2 separate regions of the Homo sapiens genome follow, and region 2 is linked to region 1. Evidence: chromatin contacts called from ENCODE Hi-C or POLR2A ChIA-PET data. All regions are on one chromosome and are shown on one strand. Each heading gives the region's core, a stretch centred on a gene start or an enhancer-like site at or near the end of the contact. The rest is flanking DNA. Distances are from core to core; before and after follow the strand shown. Region 1 overlaps LINC02391 (long intergenic non-protein coding RNA 2391). Region 2 holds the start of CLLU1 (chronic lymphocytic leukemia up-regulated 1).

Evidence for each region. A loop is a pair of places that touch in the nucleus more often than their neighbours do. ChIA-PET counts read pairs that join two places held with the same protein, here RNA polymerase II (POLR2A). Pooled maps may share reads with other maps.
Region 2: a map of cardiac septum shows a loop between it and region 1 (1.8-fold over the local background). The contact joins the promoter of CLLU1 here to the enhancer-like site in region 1. A Hi-C loop is called at or near these places in 5 of 168 maps with a recorded cell type or tissue (CD4-positive, alpha-beta memory T cell, CD8-positive, alpha-beta T cell, cardiac septum and 1 more) and 11 of 50 pooled maps. POLR2A ChIA-PET finds 5 or more read pairs at or near these places in 6 of 52 experiments (B cell, CD4-positive, alpha-beta memory T cell, OCI-LY7 and 3 more).

Annotation. Positions count from the first base shown.
Region 1 is chr12:92,296,805-92,303,117 of GRCh38, forward strand. All of the region lies in intron 2 of LINC02391 (long intergenic non-protein coding RNA 2391), which reads right to left. Among named protein-coding and RNA genes, the nearest start is that of LINC02391, 64 kb to the right of the region's middle. RefSeq lists enhancers at 1,178-1,267, 1,298-1,347. Within about 2 kb of position 4,052, at least 2 of the 41 ENCODE cell types and tissues checked have a DNase peak (open chromatin) inside an H3K27ac peak, as active enhancers do; they include B cell, where a contact is called at or near this core.
Region 2 is chr12:92,418,470-92,424,782 of GRCh38, forward strand. It overlaps CLLU1 (chronic lymphocytic leukemia up-regulated 1), which reads left to right and starts at 3,062. Exons shown (of 2, transcript NR_027933.1): 1 at 3,062-3,366. It overlaps CLLU1-AS1 (CLLU1 antisense RNA 1), which reads right to left. Exons shown (of 3, transcript NR_144319.2): 2 at 2,545-2,704; 3 at 1,617-1,991.

The DNA.
Region 1 (6,313 bases), core at 2,802-5,301:
GGTGCGATCTTGGCTCACTGCAACCTCCGCCTCCCGTGTTCCTTGTCCTCATTTTAAATAGGCATCCCTGGGACCTCTGGGGTTACTAAAGTTTGGAAACCACCCCATTGAACTTTAAACTCCTCAAGGGCAGGCATCATCTATTACTCTTCCTTGTATTACCTCTATCTGGCACGTGGTAGGTAATGAACTGAAAAACAGTTCATTGCTTTTGAGCCACGGGTTAGCCTTCTGTAACTCCTGCTATGTGTAACCTTTTCAAACAAACAAACAAAAAAATTGAGACAGGGTCTCATTCTGTTACCCAGGCTGGAGTGCAGTGGCATAATCACAGCTAAAGTGATCTCCCCACAGCCTCCCGAGTAGCTGGGACTACAGGTACATATCACCATGCCCAGCTAATTTTTGTATTTTTTGTAGAGATAGGGTTTTGCCATGTTGCCCAGGCTGGTCTCGAACTCCTTGGCTCAAGAGATCCACCTGCCTGGGCTGGGATTACAGGCATGAGCCACTGCTTCTGGCCTTAGGTGTAACCTTTTACGAATGCAGGAGCTCAGAATCCAGCCTTTTTCACCACCCTATCTACCCTACCCCAGATCCTAACCCAGGGCCCTGGCACATGATGGACACTTAATAAACACTTTTTCACTGAGAAAAAGATGAAAGAAAAGATGGTCTACAGAAGCTGAGTGCTGTGCAGCAGGGCAGAAATGCAGCCAAAGCATCAATAAGATTAGCACAAGGACTGTTCAGTTACTCAGGAGGAGATGCTAAGTAAGAGCAGGAGCTGGCAATGCTCTGCTGTTCCTTTGTAGAAATCCTTGATGTGGGCTGTGAAATGTCAAATCCAGATTTGATTAAGCGCAACTCCAAATCCCTAAGGCAAGTGTGTATCCACGGTCTTAATGTAATTATTGGAGCCACCTCCGTCTGCTACATACTTTCAAAAGGGCTGAACTAGCACCCCATCCATTGATACCGACTGCTACAAAATGAGGCCTGCAATTAATTCATCACGTCCCAGGCAGATAATGCCTAAGAAGCTTCATCTGGCTCCTTCCTGAAAATTGAAGCATTAAATTGAACAAACAAACAAAAAATCCCTCTCATCTGCTGAAAATTCAGGAGGAAGGGCGGGTCCTAACAGCCACAGTGAAAATCAAAGTTTTGCTTCTTTTGTTGTCTGTTTTGGAACTTTCCACTTCCTCCTTCAAATGATAACCTATCAACTTTCAGTTCAACTATATTTTAAATTTTTTAAGGCAGAAGCCAATAAACAACACGAACTGTTACAAGGGCAACGGACTTCTAGTAGAATGAGTCAGTAGATACAAGTGGGGAACTTGGCTTCCTTTGCTTATACTCACTTGAGGTTTGGGCAAAAACATCAGGCCAAAACCTCGTCTGGATTCAGAGTAGGCACATTCAGGTCTATCAGATTAAACCCAAATGCCACAGCTTCACTGGAGCAGCCCAGATATTTCCCCACTGCATTCTCAGAGGGAAGAGGGATGAGGGCATCTGCTCCCAAGCTCAACCACAACCCAGAGCTCCACTTTGTTATGTGAAATTCAGAACACATTTGTTCCCGCTCTCTTTCTTTTTCTTTCAAAATTTTCTCCTGCCCTTTACTTAGGGTCTGGACGGAATCAAAATCCTGAGAGCCAAAGACACCAGGGGAAAGGCTGCTTTATTGTGAAATCCAATCTCAGTGAAAGCAAGATGGATCAGCAATCTTTTGACCTCACCCAGTGGCAAAGTCTAAACTGATCCACATGGTTTAGAGAACTCGGAAAAGATCTGATGAGTTGTCACACCGCTAACACTTGAGTTTTGTTTGTCATCCTATATAGAAATGATTCCAGAGTTTTTTCAAATTTCTGGAGCTTCTTAAAGCAAGACCAACAAGTGTCTGGGTGACCTTAGAACCAATCTATGTTTCTGGGACTCTTGAGATCAGCCCGGGCCAGATATTTAGAGGCTATAATGTCATACCACTAACACTTGAGTTTTGTTTGTCATCCTATATAGAAATGATTCCAGAGTTTTTTCAAATTTCTGTAGTTTCTTAAAGCAAGACCAACGAGTTTCTGGGTGACCTTGGAACCAATCCATGTTTCTGGGATTCTTGAGGTCAGCCCAGGCCAGATATTTAGAGGCTATAATGGACACTATTGGATCAATCTGCACTAGACTCACCACAGGAGATAGATCATTTCCAAACCAACGTCTAGCTTGGGGGAGGCGGGAAGTAAGTGGATTTTCACTATCTTTTGGTTCCCATTTCAAGAGCTAATCCCAGACATGGCAGTGACATTAAGGCTTGAATTCTTGCAAAAGCTGCCACTAGAAGGACTGGCTTAAATATCATAGCAGTTTTTATGCACAAATTATATTAGACGTAGATCGTACCTTTCAGGAACTTCCTTGCCTAAAAGCACCCATTGCCTCATTCTCTCTAGACCTACATATGAAATCTAAACTCACATAAATCCCTTCCAGCTTGCCCTCATCTCCCCTTTAATCTTCTCCCTATCCTTGCCATGCATTCTACCCTCTGGCCCGAGGACTGACAATTTTTTTTCTGCAAAGAGAGAGCCAAATAGTAAATATTTTGGGCCTCTAGCTCATGTAGTCTCTGTCATACCTACTCAACTCTGCTGTTGTAGACAAAAGCAGTCATAGACAATATATGCACAAATGAGCATGGCTATGTTTCAATAAAACTTTATTTACAAAAACAGTGGCTGGGCATAGTGGCTCATGCCTGTAATCTTAGCACTTTGGGAGGCCATAGTGGGTAGATCACTTGAGCCCAGGAGTTGGTGACTAACCTGGGCAACATGCAGAAACTCTGTCTCTACTAAAAATATTAAAGGTAGTGGCAAAAACCGCAACTGCTTTTGCACCAACCTAATAGAAAAATTAGCTGGGCATGGTGGTGTGTGCCTGTGGTCCCAGCTAGTTGAAGAGCTGAGGTAGGAGGATGGCTTGAGCCTGGGAGTTGGAGATTGCAGTGAGCTGAGATCACGAGACTGCGCTCCAGCCTGGGAGATAGAAAGAGACCCTGTTTCAAAAAAAGAAGAGGAAGAAGGAGGAGGAGGAGGAGGAGGGGGAGGAAGAGGAGAAGGAGGAGGAGGGGAAGAAAAAAGGCACAGTAAAGAGAAAGAGGTGTTATTTTAGAGTGCTTAGGAAAGGCCACTTTGATGAGGCCATATGGGAGCAAAGATAAACATAAAGCATGAGTTCAAGCTATGTGGATATGACAGGTAGGGAAAATATTCTAGGCAGAGAGAAAAGCAAGCGCACATGTTTGGTATATTGGAAGAAGAGAAAGGAGGCCAGTTGGGTTGGAGTCCAGGGAATGAATGGAAGTTGAGACCAAAGAGGTAGATGTGGTAAAATTTTGTATGTCCTTTCAGGCCGTGTAAAAGAATTTGATTTTTATTCTTAATGAGACTGGAAACCATTGAAAGAAGAGTGATATGATCTACCTTCTTGGTTACTGGGATGACCCTAGCAGCCATGTGAAATAGACTTTAGGAAGGTAGGAGTAAAAGCAGAGAGACCTAATAAGAGGCTATTGTACTAATCCACATGACAAATGATGTCCAGGGTGATCAGAGCAGAGGGGCTAAGAGTTGTCAGATTCTGAATATATATTGAAGGCAGAGATGAAAAGTAGAGTGTGAAGGAAGTATGGAGCCAAGGAGGAGCCAAAATTTTTTACCTGATTAAGTAGGAAAATGTAGTTTTCCTTTATTGAGATGGTGAAGACTATAGAAGAAACAGATGAGTGGAAGTAATGAAGATTTTTTTTTTAATGATGTTATGTTGGACCTCTCAGTGGAAATGTTAAGTAGGTAGTTAAGTAAGTGCTTTGGAGTTCAGTAGCAATGTCATGGGTAGAGGTAAATAGTTGGGAGTTACCTGAAATAGATGGTACTTAAAGACACGAAATGAGGTTGGAGAATCACTTGGGAGAAGTGAGAAAAGAAGAGATCAGGGACTGAGCTCTGGGGCACTCAAATGTTTTGAGAGTGGGAAGATGAAGAGCTAACAACAACAGCAACAAACTTATAAAGAGTGACTAGTGAGATAGAAAGTGAAGTGAGAGTGACCTCTCAGGGGCTAAGTGAAGAAAGTGTCTCAAGAAGGAGGAAATGAACAACTTTGGGAAGTATTGCTAACATATTGAGCAAGGTAAGGACAGAGACATGACCCAGACTGAGCAGCATGGGAGCCACTGTTGACTTTGACAAGAACAGTTTGAGGAGGGGTAAAGATAAAAGCCTGTGTAGACTGTATATAACAGAGAATGCGAAGGGCCTAAATGGTATCTTCGGTCTGGGATCTCAAAATACTTTATACTCTATGATAACATTTTTCATAATGAGAATTATTGACTTACATAGTGATCTTAAGAGCAATTTAAATGTTGAATCATTTATAAAATTGTTAATCATCTTTTACTTGTTTTTATTTTATTTTTGTTTTTCACATTCTACAACACAACACTAGGCACATAGTACATACTCATTAAATGTTTGTTAAATGAATATGAAATTGTAATTTAAGAAGGAAAGATTTCATATAAATGAATATGAATGCCATTTTGACTGCAAAAAGTGACACTTAAAAGCAGAAGTTTAAAAGGGTGGAATGAGTACTATGTGCTATATAGCATTGTGACACTATGGATATTTGGTTATACCCTGATCATGTTACTCCTCTTTCAGTTCTTTAAATTATACATATATCATCCTGTATAGTATATAGTGAGATCACTCAGGGGAACTAGTCCAATTTTACTAAAAATGATAGTGAGGCTCTGGAGGAGATAGGAAATTTGCCCTCATTCTGTAGATTGCGTATACTTGGTAAAAGAGTCCACAAAATTTGTATCACTGCTTTCTTTTGAGGTTCCAATGTTACTAATTCACCATAATTGTAAGAAAACTCCAAAAATGTTCACTTCCTTATCTTTTAGTTAAAGATCCACTCAAAAAAGTGAGAATTACTACAATGAGTTACTTTGGGATCTGAATAACATTGGATTGATTAATTCTCTCTGTTGCAATGATTATTTGAGCATTCAGTCCTTAGAGTTATGACTATTAAAGCACAGAAGCACAAATTATTACATGATGATTAAAGTGTCTTTGTGGATATACTGCTCAATAAAATTAACACTGAGATCTGAAACACCATGTTCAAAAGTCAAATGATTTTTCCAAGCGGAAAAGGGAGCCTCATTTTGGCAGATAAAAATTGCGATACTTCTATCTCTGAGTAAGGATTAGTGTAGTCAGTTATTGAAAATTAGTGATCTGACTATATTGTATTTATTTAATATAGGAAGAAGTCTTTATAAATGTTGGGTGAGTCATTTCATAAGACTAAAGCCAAGCAAAATTAGAGCCCTCCTGGTTGAAGGTATTTTTATTGCAATGAGAAGGTTTCTTTCTGAGTATTAGACATACAAGTGTGGTCTAACTTTGGCATGGAAAGTAAGTCATGAATTCTAAGGCAGAGACTCTTAATTTCTTGAATATGTAATGCCATAGACATATTTAGACACATTTACTATAAGATGCCAAAAACATACGCAATCAAGGAAATTAAGTAGAGGCAACTGAATATTTTTTTCCTTTACATTCCACTTGTCAATGATCTCAAGGACCAAATACCTGTTCTTTATACAAAGGGCATATACAAAGGTTTTACAGAAAAATAACCTTATAGAAAAACTCTTATGAGTTACTCTTTAGTCTCTAGTGAGTTTCCTGTTTTGTAGGTCATAAATTTAATAGGCTGTAATGCTATTCAAACAACACAGATACTTAACATACCATGAAAAGCCCATAAGCTATGGCAAATTATGAAAATATCTCAATGCTGTGGTCACAAAAGTGAACAATCTTCTTGACAGGAACTTCAAAGGTAAAATGAAATTACATTTCCCACTTATTTCTGAGGCATTGACCGGTAACCTTAGTCTCCTGTGATTTCACCCATGCTGCTTCTAGAGATGATGTTCTATCCAGCCAGTCAACAATTCTCAAGCGGAGTGGCTCTAGAAACTCAGCTCTTGAAAACATCACGGAGCTTTATCAGTGATAAGGCCAAGAGGTTGCAACTACTATTATCTTTGGACACACAAAAGAATCACCTGGTCCAGGTCAGAGAGCACTTTTCTGGTGTTCTTGGTGTCAGTATAATGTGCCATTTAATTAGGAGTCTGGTTTAAAGAGCGCACCTAGCAAAAAAGCAATCAAATGGCAAGCACACATTATCATGATTAATTTTGATA
Region 2 (6,313 bases), core at 1,812-4,311, 120 kb after region 1:
TAAACCTGGATGAACTGGTCACCCTACGTCTGCCCATCTAGATGGCTGGTCAAAGTTTCCCAGGCTCCACATCAAGTTGTTCCACTGCTCACTGGAACTTCCCTAGTCAGGTTGGGCAAATAGTAATTTACAGCAATAGTGAATTTATCACTGACATTTCTTCAGTTCCCCTCTTTGGCATCTGCTTCTTCTTTTCTGTAATGCTGTTTGTTGAAATGCCCAACATTCTTTTTCTTCCCTAGAGCTATTCAGGGTGACCTTTCTTTTCGCATTTTCCCATGCCACTTCCATTATATCAAAATAAAACAGTCCTGTGTGGCCACTGCTCATGACCTTGTTTCCTGCCATGTGAAGATAGGATCGGCTGCTCTTTCTTCTCCTCCTTTTTTTTCAGAGACAGGATCTCTCCCTGTCACCCAGACTGGAGTGCAATGGCACAGTCGTAGCTTGCTGCAGCCTCGAACTCCTGGACCTCCTCAGCCTCCTGAGTAGCTGGGACTACAGGTGCACACCACCATGCCTTCCTAATCTGATATATATATATATATATATTATATATATAAAATATATATATAAATATATATATTTTATATATTATATATATAATATATATATTTTATATATAAAATATATATATTATATATATATATTATATATAAAATATATATATTATATATATATATATATATTATAGAGATGGGGTCTTGCTCTGTCACCCAGGCTGAAGATCAGCTGCTCTTTCTAATCTGTGGTTAGATAAGATCTGTCTCCCAGGGGATAAAATACTACCTGGAATAAAGGTATCTTTAAAATAATCCCAGAGAAGAAAACATTTTTATAGTATGACAGAGGCAGAGAAAACAGAGAATATTTGTTAAGGCAGGACTTTCACCACTCCCAGTACAATCATCTGTCTGTTACCTGCATACCTTACACGGGCTGGCACTGCTGGGGGTACAAAGTAGATGCCAAACTTCACAATGGTTAGATTCATGTTTAAAAAGCCATTGGATCAAACCTTTGTGAAAGTTTCCAGCTTTTTTCTGTTCCAAATATGTGTCCATTATAAAAGAATCTCAAGAGCATAATTGCCAAGATAGTCTATGTCCATGAGTATTTCAACATCTCTCATGAAATCTGTTCCCATCATTACTCAAGATATTGTATGAACAGTATTCCACATAAACTAGGTGCTCAATAATGATTGATTGGCCAATGGAGGGTCATTATTTAATGCACTACAATCTTTTATGCAAGGGGCCCACAGGAATCAGTATGATCCCATAGGAATCCTTTTCTTTTCCATTGAAAAAGAAACAGATAGTGGCTTGTATTAGGTTTCTTGTGTGTGTTGTGAGGTGGAAAGATATGAAAAGAAATTTGATCAGAGCATAAATCTGAGCCCATGGGATAGGAAAGAATGAGGGAATAAGGAAGAAAACACAGATTATAGACAGGAAAATCAAACCTATTAAAACTGATAATTTTCGAATACTAAAAATGTACATTCATTTGAACAAAAAGATTCTATAAAGCAAGATTTCTCTGTTCTTACCAGCACTACCATGCCCAAACTACCTTAGGAAATGAATAGCAGAGTCAAACTTAAAAGCACCTGAAATTTAAAACAAAAACCAATTTACATTTTATTTAAGAAAAGCAAACAGATGGGCCTGCTAACAATGTCAAAGTCTCGTTTACAAAGAAAAAAACAAATCTGGAACCTGAAGTCAAACGAGTTCAAAATAAAAAGCAAACCAATAAACAGAAACCAACATAAACAGAAGTTACTACCATCTCCCTCAGCCTGTGAAATTCTGGAACTTCTCTTTCTTTCTCGCCTTCTTCTTCTCTCACCTGGAAGACGAGCAGAGTGAACACATCAGGGGTTGTCAGTTCCCCAGATGGCACCACATTCATAAACCACCGACTCCAGGAGAATGTAGGAAGCTTAGTTAAGGCCAAAGTTCTCTTTGGATCTTCCTCATGGGCTTCAAGGCAAAAGAAAAAAAAGTTTGCTTGAGAATATCTTCATATCTATTAGTTTGAACCATGCAAAATTACAGTTTTTATAGGTAAAATGAGTGCATATTGGCAATTTCAAATGATTAACCCTAATACATTATGCTTTTGGGTATAGAAATATTCAGATCTTAAACATATGCTGTTACATACAAAATCAGGTATATTCCTGCTTCTATAATTAAAGCAAAGAGAATTTCTTTTGGTCACTACTCCTTCTGACATGAGGTATGAACCAAGTTCAGGACCCCTAAAGGTCTGGGTCTGGGTCATTTCTCCACCTCTAACTTGTGCCGCTTTCTTGGTCAGTCATTGTGTTCTGAGCTGTCTCATAAAACATCTGCTATGACTTTACTTTCTCCTGATAGGGTGGCTTTCCATCGTTGGCACTTCGTTGGCCTTATTGGTATGCTTTATACACTGGTTCTCGTTTCCAAATTGGCATTATTATTGTTATGATTCCTGCTGCTCTCCCACATTTCCCATCTTTCTCCTGATCTCTCTCACCTGTACATTTCTTACATTTTCTCCTGTGCTTCCTTCTTCCCATCATCATTGCCCAAGTGTGTCTTCTTTCTTCTCCTTGTCACATTTCCTTTGCCCGCTCTCACATATGCAGAGATGGCTCTTGGTTTTCCTTCTGAAATCTCATAGTTTGGAGGTAAACTTGTTAGCAAGGCCACTGAGAAGAGAACAAAAGGGAAACATAAGAGAAACCAAGTCACTATCTCTCTCATTTCCTGGTTTCTAGAAGTAAGACCCAAAGAACTCACTGTTTCAGTGCTTTCAGCTCAGGCCAAACTAGGGTGATCAAACTGAGCTTCTGAGTGCTGATCAAAACCTATAAAACCAAGTAGACAGACCATCTACAAATCTTCACTGTTAAATACCATAAAGAATGAAAAGGTCACTAATTGGTAAGACTATATGTGTGATAATTAAATTTATGCATCAACCTGGCTAGGCTAAAGGATGACCAGGTAGCTGGTAAAACATTATTCTGGGTGTGTCCATAAGAGTGTTTTCGGAAGAGATCAGCATTTGAATTGGTGAACTTAGTAAAGCAGACGGCTCTCACCAATAAGGGCAGGCATCATCCAATCTGTCGAAAGCTTGAATAAAACAAAAAGAGGAAGGGAAAATTTGCTTCTTTTCTTCTTGATCTAGTATATCATCTTCTCCTGCCCTTGGATGTGAGTGGGCCTTCAGACTTAAACCAGGAGTTACACCTTTGGCTTCCCTGGTTCTCAGTTCTTTGGACTTGGACTGAATTACACTGCCAGGTTTCCTGGTTCTCCAGCTTGCAGATGGCAGATCATGGGACTTCTTGGCCTCCATAATTGTGTGAGTCAATTTCCATTTTATTTACATATCCAGTTATGCATTGCTTAACAATGGAGACAGGTTCTGAGAAATGCATTGTTAAGTGATTTCATCATTGTGCAAACATCATAGAGTGTAACTACACAAACCTGGACAGCATAGACTACTACACATCTAGGCTACATGGTGTAGCTTGTAACCTCATGATAAGTATGTATAACATCATGATAAGTATGTATGTATCTACCATATCTAAATGTAGAAAAGGTACAGTAAAAATATGGTATAATCTTATGGGATCACCATCATATATGCAATCCTTTGTAGACTGAAATGTCATTGTGTAGTGCATGACTGTATACGCACACATACACAAACACACACAAATATACTATTGGTTCTTTTTCTCTGAAGAGCCCTAATACAATATGTTATACATTTATATTGACTCTATTTCAAAATTTATGGTTTTGGTGAAACATATGTGGAGATGGGGCATAGGTGTGTGAACTGGGATAGTGTCCTGCTGATGAATGGGTGGGAGGCATCATTTGGGACAAGCCCAGGGCATCAGCTTATAGATATCAAGAGCTCAACAAGAGCACTTTATGGCAAAACCTCCCACAAGACCTCTCAGAAGTTGAGAAACTGCTAAAAGTTTCTTTATGACAGATGACATTTATGGATAAAATAGGGATTAGCAGGATTCTTTAAATACTTTCGAACACTAACCTTCATTTCTACCAGGCAGTGGGGCCCCAAGTGCAGGGCCATAGGAAGTACAAGTCTGGGAGATACTAGGCTGCACTGTCTGTAGAGAATCTGAAAAAATAATAGAGTCACTGAAATGCAGTTTGGTATAATTATTGCCATGCATCATAATTCTAAATCATACTAGTGGTCAAATACTCTTCCCTGAAAAAACATTTTCTTGGTTTGAATTCTAAATAATTGTTGTGGTCACCACTGAGCTTTTAAATATATAAATACTTTCAAGTTTGCATATTTTTATTACCTGTTCCTTAACAAACATTGAATTCAACATGAAAATGATTATGGGAAACATTCGGGTATACAGTCCCTGACTCTTAAGGACTCAGGTAAATACTTAGGGTATTTCATGGCCCTAGTCTTTGGGGTACCACATGTTTCTTCTTCAAATCACAGATTCAAAATCAAGAATGATAACACAGTGATTGTGTAGACAAAATAAGTGAACCAAAATTGCTTGCTTCTGTCATTCTATGGAACCACTGAGAGTTTTTACTTGTGCTTAAAATTTTGAATAGTAAAACAGAGTGTCAACTTCATGCTGGAATATTTTTGGCTTTTTAGACACAATTTTAAGTACATGAAGTATTTTTACAAGACTAAGTAACATCACTGAAATTACAGCTTTCTTCTTTTTAAAACTGGTATTTGTTATAAAACTAAAGAGCGAATCAAGAAAAGCATAATTATTACTGATTATTACAGGATTATTACTGAAAAAGAAATGTACGGAATAGAGGAGGAAGGAGTTAACAAATGATCCACTCTGGGTGTTGAAAACACCAATAAGCCTGCTTCCAGGAAGTGCCTAAGACAGAGCTGGCTCAGCTTGCTGGGTCACAGCATGTAAGGAAACTGCTGGGCTACATGCCACCATCCTCAGTTGTCCAGATAGATAATCCCATAGCCCCATGGGGAAATAATCTTTAATTATGATATAGCTGACACCATTCAAAGCACTATGCTAAGTCCTTTATGTGAATTAACTTTTGTCAAATTTATTTTTCATAAATAACCCAAATATGTATACCACTATTATCCTACCTTAAAGAGGAGAAACTGAGCTCCTAAAGTTTAAATATCTAACCCAAGTTAAGACTGCTAGTCACCCTAGGCTATTAACTCAGGCAGTCTAACTCAGGTATAATAACATTATGCTACTGTTTGCAGCTTTGACTATGCCTGAATTATAACGTCATGCTATCTAACTAAAAAGCTAAGGGAAATAAAATGAGCCATAGGGCTCAATTTCATAAAAGGAGAGAAAATACTGGGGAAAAGTGATAATGCAGAGTTTAAAATATTTTTGTAAAAGTGCCAGAGATTGAGTATAACAAGTGTGACCAAAAAAAAAAAAAAAAAAAAAAAAGGAAGAAGGTAAAAAAAAGAGGGAGGTCTGAGAAATAGAAATATCAGAGGAAGGAAATAAAGGAGGGTGAGAGTAAATTCTCTTTTAGCATTCAGATTCCACAGATTCCACAAATCACATTTCTTTTTTTACCAACTAAGGAAAAATAACACTTGACCTAACATTTCATTGCAGTTAGCTAAAGGATGCTAGAAAAACTATGTTGCAGTGGTTTGCTCTAATTTCTTCAGGAATAGAGAAAAGTGACAAAAAGATCAGAGAAGAGAAGAAAGGAAACTATCAGAAAAATACAGAATTGGAGTAGGATATAACATATTTGGGTTGAAGGTAAAATTTTATATTGTAATCTTAAGTATCTTGCTACTTCAGTTTGGTCCCTGGAACAGCAGCATCAGAATCTGCCGAGGGCTTGTTAAAAAGGCAGAATCTCAGGTCCCATCCCAGACTCACTGAATCAGAATATAAATACTGACAAGATGCCCCGGGATTCATATGCACAGTAGAGCTGGCGAAGTTCCATTGTAGCCTGTGATTGTTTTCTGCAACTTAGTATTTCTGAGTTTTCCCAAGGAAGAAAACCCAGGCCTTAGCTTCTGGCAGACTTGTGTTTCTCCTTTACTTACTAGCTGCATGACTCATGAGCAAGGAAATCAAACTTTATGTGCCTGAGTTTCCTCATCTATAAAATGGAGACTATAATAATCATCTCCTAGGCTTGTTTTGAGGATGTTCAACAAATGCTCCTTTCATTCCTCTATTTACAGACCTGCCGCAGACAATTCTGCTAGCAGCCTTTGTGCTATTATCTGTTTTCTAAACTTAGTAATT